Linked DNA regions of Homo sapiens: region 2 is linked to region 1. A link is a loop called in an ENCODE intact Hi-C map of the cell type or tissue named here. Cell type or tissue: PC-3. All regions are shown on one strand.

Evidence for each region. Peaks named below come from ENCODE experiments on the same cell type or tissue, not always from the same donor. Only the 100,000 strongest peaks of a DNase experiment are listed, where the experiment ranks them.
Region 2: it touches region 1 in a loop (3-fold over the local background); 3 of 110 quality-filtered maps call a loop at or near these places.

Annotation. Positions count from the first base shown.
Region 1 is chr1:53,173,306-53,181,305 of GRCh38, reverse strand. It overlaps LOC105378724 (a long non-coding RNA gene), which reads right to left and starts at 863. Exons shown (of 3, transcript XR_947347.2): 1 at 740-863. In PC-3, CTCF peaks have their summits at 4,156 and 4,358 (motif pointing right); a DNase peak (open chromatin) is centred at 4,625; H3K4me3 peaks cover 574 bases; H3K27ac peaks cover 2,068 bases.
Region 2 is chr1:53,043,583-53,051,582 of GRCh38, reverse strand. SCP2 (sterol carrier protein 2) reads right to left here. Exons shown (of 16, transcript NM_002979.5): 15 at 3,646-3,725; 16 at 1-974. The coding sequence ends at 879. Among named protein-coding and RNA genes, the nearest start is that of PODN, 15 kb to the left of the region's middle. In PC-3, no CTCF peak of the experiment used is centred here; DNase peaks (open chromatin) are centred at 3,182 and 3,662; H3K27ac peaks cover 4,050 bases.

The DNA of each region.
Region 1 (8,000 bases):
TAGTGTGATCTTGGGCAAGTCATCAGCTCTGCATCCTATTTCCTTATGTGTAACATGGCCACAGAACCGCCCTCAGCTCATGGGGTGCTGCGTGAGAGGTAAATGGAGCCAGTCTATGAGGGCTGAGCGCAGCTCTGGGACAGTGTCCCTGCTGGCTGGACATGAACCATGCTTCCCTTCTGCAGCCACATTAACCCAGCTCACAGCTGAGCCAAACTCCCAGACAGGGAAGGTTCCCATCACTTAGAGAATTGTCTCGCCCTCCTCTCTTGCCCTTTCTGACTCGGAGCTAGTGTGCTGACTGTGCTCATCTCAGAAAACCAATATGGTATTCAGCTCCTTGCCAATCCCATTTTGAACTCTGTGGGGAAAGTTTTGGGTTTTTCTGAAATAGTAGGAAAGGCCATTATAGCTCTGGTGGATCAAGGCTGGCAAGAAGTCGGCAAAGCCTTTGGGGACCTGTCTCTCCCGTTTGCCACGTCTACCTCTCCTTCCCTGGGCTGTTACGACCAACTCCTCACATCTCTGGAGACTTCACAAGGACCTGCTGCCTGACACATGGCACCCCGTGAGCCAGACCCAGAGTTCTCTCCTTCCCCCACCCTCAGTCAGAGCTCAGAGAGCGGGGCTCCATGGAGATGCCCTTGCTCCTCCTTCTCGGGAGGCGCTCTTGCCATCTTTGGGGAATAGGATATTTTAGGGACAAGTCAAAGGATGATAAAGGCTGGAAGGAGCTTACAGGGACACTGCTCCTCCCTCTCCTTGGAGTGCCATTGGCTAGTAAGATTTGAGATGGCCCATTTTGAGGGCTGAGGGTGGGAGTTGCTTCTGATTGCAAGACTCTGACCCGGAATCACTAAAGCAGCTGGGCAGGCCTGGAAAAGGGAGAACAGGAATGTATTAGTCAGGCTTCTCCAGAGAAACATAAGCAATAGGATGTGTAGATATGAAGACATTTATTGTAAGGAATTGGCTTACATGACTGTGGAGGCTGGGAAGAACCTCTTCCTGCCATCTGCAAGCTGGAGACCTGGGAAAGTCAGTGGTGTCGTTCAGTCCAAGTCTGAAGGCCTAAGGACCAGGGGAGCCTATGGTCCCAGTCTGAGAGCAGGAGAAGACAAATGTTGCAACTCAGGCATCCAGGCAGAGGACAAACTCAGCCTTCCTCTGCCTGTTTGTTCTATTCAGGCCCCTGACAGATTGGATGGTGCCACCCACCCTGGAGAGGGCTGTCTGCTTTACTCAGCCACCAATTCAAACACCAACATCATCCAGAAGCACCCTCACAGATGCACCCAGAAGTAAGCCAACTATCTGGACACCCCATGACCCAGTCAAGTTGACATGTAAAATTAACCACCCCAAGGAGATTTGCTCCTTAGAGCTTCACCTCTGCCAGGGTTCAGAACCTTTTCACTTTTTTCCCATGGACCCCCTATTCAGAAAGATTTTAGCTACCAAATTGCATTTTTAAAACAATCTCCTAATTTATTTCTCCATTGCACACATGCACATGGGTGAGTGGGTAAACCGAAGAGGAGTGTGAGGGAGGATTGTCAGAGCAGAAGGTGAGACAGGAGGTACCAGCCTTCCACTCTCTTGGATTCAGATGTATTGGTGAGGCAGGATAAGGAAGGTGAGGAGGCCACACTGACTTGTCCCCTGGTGTGAAGCCCCATGGGCTCCTTTCAAAGCAGGCCCCCCTTGTGCATCAGCACCTACCTGTAAGCAGTCCTACAGGCTACCGGCAGACCGCCAGATGGCTACAAGTTCCTGATACCTAGTACCACCTGAGAAAGAGAACAAAAACCCATTGTTCATGATGTGATGCAGCTTCCCCAATCTGTAGCCAATCAGCACTAAAACCCCAAGAAGCTATTAGCTACAAATTCCTGGCTTGTGGGGGTGGACTAAGGACTTCTCCTGGGTCTCATATGAGCAGCTAGGCTCAAGGTTTAACTTAGTGATTTTTCCTCATTTTAATAAACACACCTCTGGGTGATTTTCTACGCTAGTGATAACATGCAATGCATGTGAAAGCATGTAGATGCTGAGTGCATACACCAACCATAGGTCAGCCTTTGCACTTCACCTCACCAGTAGTTCATGCATATGTCTGTACAGCTCTCATAAAGGGAATTCCCTTGGGACACTGGGGGCTGTCTCTGCCTCTGAGCAGCCCACTCTGCCTCTGAGAGTGTACTTTCACTCTGCAATAAACTTCTTTGCCTACTCTTACTTTGGACCCACCCTCAAATTCTTTTGTGCGGTGAAGTCAAGAATCTGAGTCACCCCACCAGCCACACTGGCTTGGGTGATGCTCTGAAAAGGCCCTGGAGACCTAGACAGTTGCCCTTAGCTCAGCCCCTAACTGGCTGTGTGACCTTGAGCAAGTCACTTCTTTCAGCCTCAATTTGGAAGCTGAGGAGGTCTGATAGTGTCTTCTCTGCAGCTTCAGATGAGGGTTCTCCCCTCCCATTGCCATTCTGTCCCATCTGCTATGCTCAAGTTCCTGAGAGACACCCAGTCTTTGTCTCTCCCATGGATCCTTGCACAGCGTCCTGCACAAAGTGGGCACTTGGTACATTATTTGATCAATGAGAGAATGATAAAAGGAGCTTCCATTTCTGCAGCATCTCTCATGGGCCAAGCACTGTGTCAGGAACCTTTATGAATATTATGTCTAATTCTTACAACACCTCAGGATAGACATTTAAAACATTTTCTGCTGCAGGAAACTGAGTTGGTTATACATCTAGGTTAACACTCTACTATTATCACTGATCTTTGCAATGCTCTTCTCTTTTCTTGTTTTACTCTATACCCCCAATATTATGATTTATAATAAGAATTTTTTTTGTTCCTCATCCATGGTTCCTGACACAGAGCTCCTAAAACACTTGTAATCTGCAATGAGAGTGCTAGGTACATCTTTTGTTCTAATATTTTGTCTTTGACCCCAGTTTCTGACACAAAACTCCTAATCTCTTGGAATTTACTGGGTGATAGGAGTGTCTTTGTTCTAATTAGGTGACTTTTTTTTTTCTTTCGAGATGGAGTCTTGCTCTGTTGCCCAGGCTGGAGTGGAGTGGTGTGATCTTGGCTCACTGCAAGCTCCGCCTCCCAGGTTCATGCCATTCTCCTGCCTCAGCCTCCCAAGTAGCAGGGACTACAGGCGTCCGCAACCACGTCTGGCTAATTTTTTTTTTTTTTTTTGTATTTTTTTTAGTAGAGACGGGTTTTCACCATGTTAGCCAGGATGGTCTTGATCTCCTGACCTCATGATCCACCCGCCTTGGCCTCTCAAAGTGCTGGGATTACAGGCGTGAGCCACCATGCCCAGCCTACCCAACACTGTTTTGAAGAATTCTCCATGCTGCTCTGTGTACATCTAGTCCATTGCTTCTGCCTGCTGTCCGGAATTCCACAGGCGCATCCACTGTGGTTGACTTATCCATTCCCTGGTGGTGAAAACCTCCAATATCTCTCCTGTCTGCTACCACAAACACCACCACGACGAATATCCTTCTACACATCACCGTATACGCCTTCTGGGATATAATCCAAGAGCAAGATTGCTGGGTCCAAGGGCATGTACAATGTGGAGATTATGGCCCCAATTTTAGAACTGAAGAAATGATGCTTAGATTACACAAACAGCACTTGGGGATTCATTTCCAGAGTTTCCGCCTCCAGATGCTGTGCTAGTCCCAAGGTGTCAGCCCACCTCAGTGAATAACTAAATCTGGTCCATTCAGTGCAACAATTAATTTCCCTGCTATGTAGACCTCGCATCTCAATAATGAACTGAGATAAACTAAAGGGATTGTCTAGACATCTTGGCATGACTGTGACTTGAGGAACTCTTGCTTCTTTTAATTATTGACACTCTCTCACATGTTTCAGCAGAACACAGTTACAAGCATGCCCCATGTCTATTGTCTTACTCCCCTAACAACCCTATGAGGTAGGAATGATCATCATTTCCATTTTACAGCGAAGGAAACAGAGGTTCAGTATCATTTATTTAGCTGTAAAGTGGCAGGGCTCAGAATCAAATGCAGGCCTCTGAATCCAAGTCTAATGTAATTTCCACCACTCCAGTGCTGGTAGCCCAGGAAAATAAGCCTGTTCCCCATAGCCAGGCACTTGGATGAGATCACAAAAGCTCAGAACTTTGAGCCAGCTGTTTGCAAACCCTGTCTGCAGATGTTTGGCATTCAGCAGGGACAGCCCTGGCCAGGAAAGGGAGACAGCCCAGCTGGCACACAGAAGGGAGAGGGGCATGGTACCAGGGATGGCCCCCTGCACAGGCAGTCCTGGAACTGCAGAGCTCCATGCTGCTGTCAGTGGGTGGCAGCAAGGCGCTGTGGCCTTTTCCAACGATGGGACTACCTGGCTTCTCTCTCCTGGCTCTCGCCCCAGACACTGAGAAACATTAGTGGTGGCAAGAGAGAAACAAATGCCCTCTGCTTTTGAAGTCTTCCCTGGCAAACCCCTCTAGCTGATTTTATTCCGTTCTGTTTAGTTTACACAGCCCAGCATTTTCACAAACACACTTCCATTAGACAAATATTTGCTCTCTACTCTGCGCCAGACAAGTGCTCAGCAACTTGAGATTATGAAATGACTAATTTCACGAGCCATGAGTTACTAAGCAAGATACTTATACCCTGAGCCAATGATGATACGATATGATACGATAGTACCTGCCCCAAAGGTGGTTGCAGGGCGAGCACATGCGCAGCACAGGGCAAATGCTAGAGGAGCAGTATTTGGTAGTATTACTTGATGTAATAAAGGAAGAAAGTAGTAAATAGAAAATATGAAGGAGCACTGGGAAGGGAACAATGAACTAGCTCTGGACAGAGCATGGAGGTGGCAGTAGATACCACTGAGTAGGGAGACGGTATTCAGCTGCAGGATGAGATGTTTCCTGGTGAAGAGGCACAAGGTAGCAAAGGGAAGAACATGCATAAAATAAAGACGTTCCCTCCCTCTGCAAAGAGCCTTCACCAGGGCTTCTTTCCTCCCCTCTGTGGCCAGGACGTGGTTGCACTTAATCCGTTTCCAAGCCTCTCTTTCCCTTAGATTCTGAGCTCTTTGAAACCTGGGACTGCGTGTTCCGCCCTTAGCACAGGGTTGTACACAGTCAGCCCTTATTAGAGATTTTTGGTGAATGAAATACAAGAGGTATAAAGGAGCATGGGCTCTACAAGTAGTGGGGAAGGGTTTGCATGCCTGATGCATAGAGCAAATGCTGGGAACGAGAGGGATGAATGCTGAGAGTTAGACCGTCAACTGTCCCATGCTATTGGCTGGGGATTTCCATGGATGGCTCGGATTAAGGAGTAGCAGTAAGAGAGAGAGTAAATGTGGGAAGTGGGAAGGGTTGGCCACTACACAGATTGATGGGGACGGAAGCTGGAGGAAGAAGTCAAGGATAACACTTTGCTCCATCCTGAACTGGCTTCCTGCTCTTGAATAATTCGCCATGTCTGCCAAGAGGGCACAAACATTCATTCGAATGAGGCCCCACACATTCTGCTGGAATTGATTGGCTCCCATCTTGGCAGGGGAACAGAGCCAACAGGATGTGTACCTATACCTAGAAAAAGAAAGGTCTATTTTAAGGAATTGGCTCATGTGATTGTGGAGGTGCAAGTCCAAAGTCTGCAGGACAGGCCAGCAGCTGGAGACCCAGGGAAGAGCTGCAGATCGAGCCCACAGTCAGCCTGCTGGCATCATTCTTCTTGCTTAGGGGAGGTCAGTCTTTGTTCTTCAGCTTATTAGATGACACTCGCCCACGTCATGGAAGGCAATCTGGTTGACTCAGAATCCACCCATTTAAATGTTAATGTCTTCCAAAAAACACTTTGACAGAAACATCCAGAAAAATGTTAGAATGTTTAACCAAAGATCTAGGCACCATGGCCCAGCCAAGCTGACATATAAAATTAACCATCACAGACAGCACTCTAAGAATTCAGCCATGTCCCTCACACGGACAGTCAGTTCATCTGCAGCTGATCTGCAAGCGTGCTTTCTCTCTCTCTCTCTCTGATATCTCTATACCCCAACAGAGTCACTATAGGGAAAATTCCTGATGTGGGGGTGGTTACTCCCATGCTGTTCTTGTGATAGTGAGTGATTTCTCACGAGATCTAATGGTTTTATAAGGGGCTTTCCCCCCTTGCTTGGCACTTCTTCCTGCCACCCTGTGAAGAAGGTGCCTGCTTCTCCTTTGCCTTCTGCCATGATTGTTAAGTTTCCTGAGGCCTTCCCAGCAATGCAGAACTGAGTCAATTAAAGCTTTTTCCTGGCTGGGCGCTGTGGCTCACGCCTGTAATCCCAGCACTTTGGGAGGCTGAGGCAGGCCGATCACGCGAGAACAGGAATTCAAGACCAGCCTGACCAACATGGTGAAACCCTGTCACTACTAAAAATACAAAAATTAGCCGGGCATGGTGGCATGCACCTGTAATCCCAGCTACTCAGGAGGCTTAGGCAGGAGAATTGCTTGAACCTGGGAGGTGGAGCCGAGATCGTGCCACTGCACTCCAGCCTGGGGGATAGAGCGAGACTCTGCCTCCAAAAAAAAAAAAAAAAAAAAAAAACCCCACCTTTTTCCTTTATAAATTACCAGTCTCAGGTATTTCTTCATAGCAGTGTGAAAACGGACTAACACACCATCTCCAGCCCTGTTTTGCCCACATGAGCCATGCCACCCCATTTATCGTTCTCCTCACATTCCCAGAGTCAGACACATCTGTAAGGCAGCAACTCACGAAAACTCCTGAGAGTATGCAGGGAGCAAATCCTCTCCACTCCTGGGTCCCCTCAAGTTCCAGGGGAACATTAACCTGTGTCTCCTTGGCCAGGGATGGAAGGGCAGGGGCAGGGAGCCGACGGTATTGTTCAAATGGTGTGTTTTGAAGAGAATTAAATACAGAGATTATTTATGAAGGTGTGGGCAGGGTGCGGGGAAACCCATGTCCAGTGCAGTATCCCTGAGCTAGCTAGTAACGTAGGTGCTGTTACCACCCGCAGCCGCCATGACCAGAGCCATAGGACCTTGGCAGAAGGAAGCCCCGGAATAAATACCCACCCTCACTTTCCTCCTGCCTTCTTTGTCCTGTTACTGTTCCCCATGATCTGAATCCAACCAGAGGCACTGGTCAGAGAGGCCCATTGATGTGTTTATAGCTCAACTTCCCGGGGCAGAGAGCCGAGTGGAGAGGGTGAAGAGGGAATGTGGAAGGCGATCCTGAAGCTATCTAGCCAGGCAGGGTAGAGGTCCCTTCACACTCACATCTGGAGCTCTTACTCCTTCTCCAAAACCTCCCACCTGTCTCCAGCTCAGAGCCGAGCATGATGACAGGGGACGGGGAACTTGTTCTGCCTTTTCATTTCCTCCTTGAAATATCTTCTTTCTTATACCTGTAGGCCTAGACCAGGCAGCTTGTCCTTCAGAGCTGAGTATTTGCCATCTGTTTCAAGCTGGCCCATTTCTGGCATCTACCCCTGGGGCAAACGGTGGCCTCCAGGTCAGCCATCTCAAGTGTGTGTGTGTGTGTGTGTGTGTGTGCGCGCGCGCGCGTGCGCGTGCGTGCGTGCTTGTAGGTGAGTGTGTGTTAGAGTGTGTGTGAGTGTGTGTGAGTGATAGTGTGTGTGAGTGTGTGTATATGAGAGAGGAGGAGAGGAGAGGAGAGGGGAAGGGAGGGGAGGGGAGGAGAGGGGAGAGGACAGGGAGGGGAGGGGAGAGGAAGCAGGAGGAGAGGAGAGGGAGGGGAGAGGAGGAGAGGGAGGGGAGAGGAGGAGAGGGAGGGGAGAGGAGGAGAGGGAGGGGAGAGGAGGAGAGGGAGGGGAGGAGAGGAGAGGGAGGGGAGGGGAGAGGGAGGGGAGGGGAGGAGAGGGGAGAGGAGAGGGAGGGGAGGGGAGAGGAAGCAGGGGGAGAGGAGAGGGAGCATTTTGGTAAACTTCTAAAATAACGAATCCCT
Region 2 (8,000 bases), 130 kb after region 1:
TAAACATTCTTCTCAAAGCATTATTTTATCCTATATCTCACTGAATTTTAAGAAATAACATTAGTATTAGAAAAACTAGGAAAAAAGATAAATGCAGATAATTAAACTTACATGAAAAAGGAAAATTATAACAAAGGACTGAGAACGTTATAAATTGAAATGAGATTATAATTTGAAAACTGCATCTGAAAGCAAACTTTATTGTTCAATTATTCTTAATGATGGTGTTTTATGACTAATACACTGATTTTTCAATAAGGAAACCCATGTTAAAAATATTTTTATTTTAAAAATAAGCCTGTGTTCAAGCTCTGATCATATTTCTTTTATTTTGATTTGGGAAGAAAATACTGTTTCTGATAGCATGAAATGCAAAATTTTTAGATTTTTAATCTCACTAATTTTAAGAACTATTGAGAAATTGATTAATGACATGAAGTGCACAACACTAATTACTGGCCAGCTGTTGGCATTGTGTTTCTTACTTAGTTCTCCCAAGGAAAACTCTTAAACTGAATCTTCAGCAGAATAATCCTTAAATATACTTTGTAAGCAAAACAAAAGCTTTTTTGTTTACATAGTTCTTTGGATTTTACTGTTCCTAATTTTATTCTGAAACTCAATTTTACCCCAGACCATAATTACCATATTAACTTTGTAATGCACAGTTGTATGCAATTCCGCAAAGCAGTAGTATACCATCAGGCTCTATTCACCCAGAGCATAGGAAAAACAGGATTGGTCACACCCATTAAGAAACAAATCTATCCCACGCTATTTGCCAATGTGTAGTTTCAGTCTAAATTCTGACAATAAAATGTATGGATATATATCTATATATCTCATCTTGATTTTCAAAAGTAGCCAAAGGGAGTTCTTCAGAGCTTAGCGTTGCCTGGCTGAAGCTGAAGATTTTGTAACTTCATAGCGAGACCCATGTTGCCAGTGATTTTCAATTTGCCTTGAAAGAAGGCCTGTGAAGAAGAAAGAAAATTCATTACTTGGTGTTTTTTTGTTTTAAGATTGCTGATGTTTCTACACTATCTAGCCCTGAGATCATTTATTTATCCAGGTCACATGACTTTCTCTAAAATATGAAACTTGGCTTTCTGGAATAGATTTGGAACCACATTCTTCAAAAGGAAGAATTTGTAAAGGCCACACTTTTTGCAGATCAGCAGAAAGGAGCAGCTTTCCCAAATTTCTCATAGAAATTGAGCCTGTTTTCACCTGTCCTCCTCAAAGTGGGTTCATACTACACTGATTATGTTTTAAAACATTCCATGTAGGTGGGAAATATGAACTGAAATTTTTAGCAGGCTGCTGAGAGAAAAAGCATACACAAAAAACACAGAAACTCTTGGGATTCAATCCAACATGCATGTGAATGAAATGCCACCAATGATAAAGGACTTATCCCTACAGAGGGCACAGAGCCTGCTGAGAATGAGGTGCTTGTGTTACTCTTTGGCTCAACAAGAAAAATCAAACCAATCTGAAGTGCAGAGCCACAATTTGTTCCATTTAACAACTGCCTGGGATTAGATCACATGATGTTTGCTAAATTTACCATGTAACAAAATCCCAGGAAAACTTAAGAGAAACAGCAAAATTGGGAACGTAGCATAATTTCCCTGCCATGATCTCAGTATTTTAACTGAATGCTTAAAATAAGGAAGGGCTAGATTTAAAAAAAAAGCTTCTGGTAGTCCTAGGTTTTTAACAGTACATTAAGAAGCTAGGAGCTCTTCTACATCATCCATGGGAATGTAAGGAGCTCTGTTTTTTTCTGTACCTCCTGGTAAGGGTGACTAATTCCTTTTTTTCCCCTTCCTCTGTCTGGACAAACTAAATATTTCCTTTCTATATGGCACAAAGCCTTCTGTCTGATGCCTTAAAGGTCAGGTGTCTCAGAACACAATATATTGAACAAACATCATTTAAAAATACGGACCAGTAGTACAGGAGAAACTCGCCACCTTTCTCCTTTGTAAGTTAACAAAGAAAATCACTTTTTATTTACTAACAATAGAGAAAACATGAATCTTCACCCTTCAGAGAGTCCATACATAAAGATGATTTTAATCTGGCCCCTAGGTGTTCTTCATGTACGCTTGCTGCTGGAGCCAAACACTGAAATTAGAATTTCCACTGCATTTAACGATTTCCAGTCAAATCCTCTGGAAATCCTCTGAGCATAAGGGAAGTCCATTAGCACATTAATAGAAAGGTCTGCTATTTTTATCTTTAATTCCTTTGGGTGTTAACAGGTGCTGAAGGAAAATAAGCTGACACCTTGCCCCCAAAATGGGCAGTACAAAGATAAATTGAGAGAATGAAGGCAGCTGATGTGTGAAGTCTGAACAGCCTGCCAAAGCTGTGCATGGCATGTGCAGTGGGTGGGAAGGAGGATGACAGCCAGCTCCTATACTGGTGGCCTCTGTTCTGTCCAGATTTCTGGAGCAGGCTCAGTGGAAATGTCAGTGCCAATGGTGTGTATTCAGCTGAAACATCACAGATGCAAATTTCTCACTTGTCATGGCATCAACTAAAATGTGCTTGGTTACGTAGAAAAAGCATTTTAAAAAAGCAAGTGGGAGTGAGATTTAGTTGTTTTATCCAATCTTGGAAATTACCAGAGAACCACAGGAATAAAACCTAAAACAAACCAGACTGAGACAACAGAAAAAATTAAGTTACATTGGAAAGAAACGTCTTAGTTTCTTTTTTATTAATGGAAAGCTCAGTATATATCAAGTTGACAGAAAGCTCACTATATCAAGTCCATTCAACACTGCAGCTGAAGAGCCTAAGAGGACCCTTGACAATTTGGGGACTAGGAAAATCTATACAAGGCATAAACACACTTTAGACAAATGCAATTTAGTCCAACAGTTGTTTACAGAATACCTAAAAACATCAGATACTGTGCTAAATTCTGGAAACATAAAGACAAATAAGATGTGCTTTGATGCTTTGAGACACTCACAGCCTAACAGGGAAGAGAGAGAGGCATATTATGACTAACATAACACAACAGGCACTAAGCTGGCAGTCCAGTACGTGGCTCAGGAGAGGGACTGGTTACAGCTCCCCAGCAACTTGGAAAGAGGTCCTTGGAGATAATATCTGAGCTAATTTTGAAAGACAAGTCATTTGTCAGGTAAGGACAGGTCAGGCAAAAAGAAGAGCATGGGCAAATAAATGGAATGTAAAAGGTCAGGCCTTTGTTCATGCCACCCCTCCCTCCTCCTGGAACACTCCTACTTTCCGCCTGGGTACTAAGCTCAAGAGCTGCTTCCTCTGTGGTGCTCTCCCTGATGGCCCAGAGAGATATGGCTGCTCCTGCCTTCATCCTCCCCTGACCACAAGCCAGGTGTGGCACCTTGGATCTCTGGCTGCACTGACTCTTTTACACATCTGTGGATGCCCTGAGCGTGGGAACTTTCTTACTCTTCTGGGCACTTCCAGCACACAAGACAGTGTGTGGCACACAGCTTGCTCCACAGACGTCTGTCAACTGTTTGGGGAACACTGAGTTTTGTGAGTCTGACCACTTTGCACTTTAGAGTCTGAGTCAGGAGATGGAGTAGAAAGGGCTGAAAGACCTACCTACTAGCAGGATATAAGCTCCATCATACTTACCGACTGAGGATTCATTTTACCAGTCATTAAAGCCAGGAAGTCTGAGTCAGCCATTGTGATTGTGCAGTCAGCCTTCTTATCTAAAACAGATACACAGGAGAAGGAAGGAGAATAGGAGGTGTTCAGTTTCACATATACATTTTTGTCAAGAGCCACTGACTGCAACAGAATTATAACCAGCACTGAGGCAGTGTGGGGAAATGGGCACTCACATATACTTCTATGGCAGCCTGGTAAAATGTGACATAAACCACAAGCAATCCTGATATTTAACAAGACGGAATTGATTAAATAAATTATGGTATATTCAAATAGTGAGGTATGATACAAGCCACAATAAGAAATGATATGGATCTGGATTTACTGACATGAAAAAATGTTCATGTTACATTATTCATGATATTATTATATAAGCCAGTTACAAAAGAAACTGTATGATGCCATTTTTGCTTAAAACAGAATTCAACTATATAAACATAGAAAAACATCTGTAAACTTAAGACACCAATATATTACTAATAGTAACTGTGACAGACTCTAAGGTGACCCTCCTGGTGTACATCCCCTTCCTTCCAGTGTGAGTAGAACCTGTGACTTGCTTCTAGCTAACAGAATATGGCAAAGATAATGAGATGTCACTCTTGTCATTTTGTTACATTAAATGATTCTACCTTGCTAGCAGACTCATTCTTGCTCTCCTGCTGGCTCTGAATGAGCTCACTGCTATGTTGTGGACTTCCTATGGAGAGGGCCACGTGGCAGGGAACTGGCCGTTAGGAGCTGAGGGCCAGCTCTGGCCTATAGCCAGTAAAAGAGGGAAGCTATCATTCCCAAGGCCACAGGGAAATGAATTCTGCCAGCAACCTGAATGAACTTGGACATGGATCCTTCCCCATTGAAGCCTCCAGATGAGAGCCCAGCCCTGGCCAAAAGCTTAACTGTAGCCTTGTGTGACTCTATGCAGAGGACCCAGCTAAGCTGTCCTCAGCCTACTTATCCATGGAAACTGTGGGCTAATAAATGTGGGCATTGTTTTAAGCTACTAAATTTGTGGCAATTTGTTATGCAGTAATAGAAAATGAATACGGTTCTCTAGATCAAGGGTTAACAAACTTTCTGTAACAGATCAGACACTAAATATTTTAGGCTTTGCAGGTCAGTAGGTCTCTATCACAACTACCCAATTCTGCCCCTGTAGTGCAAAAGCAGTCATAGATAATATATAAACAAATGTTGGCTATGTTCCAATAAAATTATTTTAAACAGGTGGCAGACAGAGGGAGGAGAAGATATTTGCAACTCATATATCTCTGACAAACAACTCATATACAGACTATATGAAGAACTCCTTTCTAAGGTACAGTGGATTACAGGAAAAGATAAAAAAAAGAACTCCTACTGCTCAACTAGAAAAGGTTAGACGATCCAATATAAAAATGAGCAAATGACACATGTAGGCATTATATAAAAGAAGATCTCCAAATGGCCAAGAAACACATGAAACAGTGCTTCACTTCATTAATCATCAGAAAATTCACATTAAAATCATGATGAGTGCCACATACCTACTAGAACAAATGGCTGAAATTTAAAAAAAAAAAAAAAAAGACAATACCCAGTGTTAGTGAGGATGGGAAACAAATGAAAGGTCAACATAATACCAGAAAGACTGTAAAATGATGCAGCCACTTTCAGAAAACAGTCTGGAAGTTTCACATAAAGCTAAACATACACATACTATATGAACTAGCAATCCTATTCCTAGGTATTTACCGAAGAAAAATGAAAACTTACGTCCACACAAAAACCTGTATGTGAATGCTTATAGTGGCTTTAAGATTCATACTTGCCAAAAGCTGGAAAAAACCCAAATGTGCATCAACTGGTGAAGGGGTAACCATTCAGCAGCAAAAAAGAATAAAATACTTCATGATCCATGCAACAGCATGAATAAATTTCAGTGAAAGAAGGAGGCTCAAAAAGCTACATACTGTATCATTTCATGTGTATGACTTCCTAAGGAAAGCAAAACTACAGGGAGAGAAATCAAACTAGTGGCTAAAAGGGCCTGAGGGGGCTGACTATAGAGGGACATGAGGACACTTTCTGGGGTAATGGAAACTGTCTGTATCTTGATTTCTGGTGATAGTTACACAACTGTATGCATTTGTCTAAATTCACAGAATTATACATCTAAAAAGGGTTGATTTTATTGTTTATTGTTAATTGTACATCAATTAACCTGATTTTTAAAAAAACCTGGCAAGTACCAAGTACTGTCAAAAATGTGGAGGAACTAAAACTCTCATGTAATATGGAAGGAAATGTAAAATAGTACATCCATACCCAAAACCTGCACTTTATCACCTAGCCCTGGGTGCGTGTCCAGTAGAAGTAAGTACGATGGAAATGTCCACTAAAAGACATCTATAAGAATATTCATAACAACTTTATTCATCAGGCTCCCAGATTGAAACAATGCAAAGATACATCAAATGCACAAGGAATAAATTCTGGGGTATTCGCCTAGTAAACACAAACTATTGCCACACGCAACCATATGAATGAATCTTATGCTGTTGAACAAAAAAAAGCCAGACCTAAAAAAGAGTAAATGTTATTGTTCTATGGTTCCATTTGTATGAATTTCTAAAATAAATAAAATCAAGCTATGGTGATAGGATTTGAAATAATGGTTCCTTTTGGGAGTGAATAGTGATAGCAGGGGGGCAGGAGGGAGGCTTCTGGAGTACTGGCAACATTCTGTGTCTTGACCTTGGAGGTGTACTCATTTGTAAACATTCATCACGTGGTACACTCTGGAATTACGCCCTTTACTACAGGCTAGACTTCAACAAAAATTTTACAAAACGCAAAACAAAAAAACAGGTGATGGGCTAGATTTGGTCTGCAGGCCATAATTTGCCAACTCCTAACCTGGACAGTGGAATTTTGGTAGGGTAGTTCTTCGTTTCGTTTGTCTATCTTTTCTAATTTTTTAAAATCAAGTGTATGCAATTTTAATAATACAAAGCTTTTAAAATATTAATTTTATTATCAAAGTAAAATAGTGGAAAAAAGACTGGACAACAAAGACTAATATCTCATTGCTAAATCAGCCATGTCTACCTTGTCCAAATGAGAGGTTTCAAGTGCAAAAGGAAAAATTCACCAAGAAATCAACATTTTCAGCAGTCAACGTTTTAGGCAATCAATTAATATAACAATAGGATTCTAACAGTTGGCTCCTCCTCTCATTAAGAATTAGCTCAAATTAAAGCTGGCCTCTCCCTAAAATGAAGTCACATTTTATTCACAGTGCACTGATCTGAAACTACTTATATGTGTATGTGTTTTCTGTCTGTATTTGTCCAATAGAATGAAAACTTCAAGGGGGCAGAGCCCTTGTCAGTGTTGATCACTGCTATATGCACAGGTCCTTGAAGAGTACTTGACACATAGGAAATCAATAAATACTTGTTGAATAAATTAATAGATTATGTGAATTTCAAAAGATGATCAAATTATGTCATAATAGCTAATCAGATAATCTGTGCCTTAATAAAAGAGACGGAATAGAAGCCGGGTGCGCTGGCTCACACCTGTAATCCCAACACTTTGGGAGGCTGAGGTGGGCGGATCACCTGAGGTCAGGAGTTCAAGACTAGCCTGGCCAACATGGTGAAACCCCATCTCTACTAAAAATACAAAAATTAGCCGAGCATGGTGGCAGGTGCCTGTAATTCCAGCTACTCGGCAGGCTGAGGCAGGAGAATCGCTTGAACCCAGGAGCAGAGGTTGCAGTGAGCCAAGTTCGTGCCATTGCACTCCAACCTGGGTGACAAGAGTGAGACTCCATCTCAAAAAAAAAAAGAGATGGAATAAACTGTTAAAGCATAGTATGCCTATAGTATTAAATCACTGAAACAAGATAGAAAAAAAGGTTTTATTATGTGTCTTACAACTCAGGGATCGCCCCTAAAAAGACTGAGATTCAATGGTCATCCTAACTTAGCTGCTGAGAAAATCTTCTCTTAATACTCGAAAAAAGGTCTAAATCCTTAAAAAATAAACAAATTTACAGCCTAGAAAATCCAGTTCTATTGCAGATATATAACATCAAAGAGCACGAGGTAAAAAACAAACTGAGATAGTTGGACCTGGTCCTAACAGTCCAAGAAAGGACTCTCGGTCATTGAAAGGGGGCTTCAGGAAGTAAAATCTGCTACTGCTGCTGCTATAATATCAGCATTTATTGAGCTCTCACTATGCTGAACACTTCAACATATCTGGTCTCATCTGATCTTTATAACAATCCTATAAGGGTCAGAGGGACCAAATAACTTGCCCAAGAC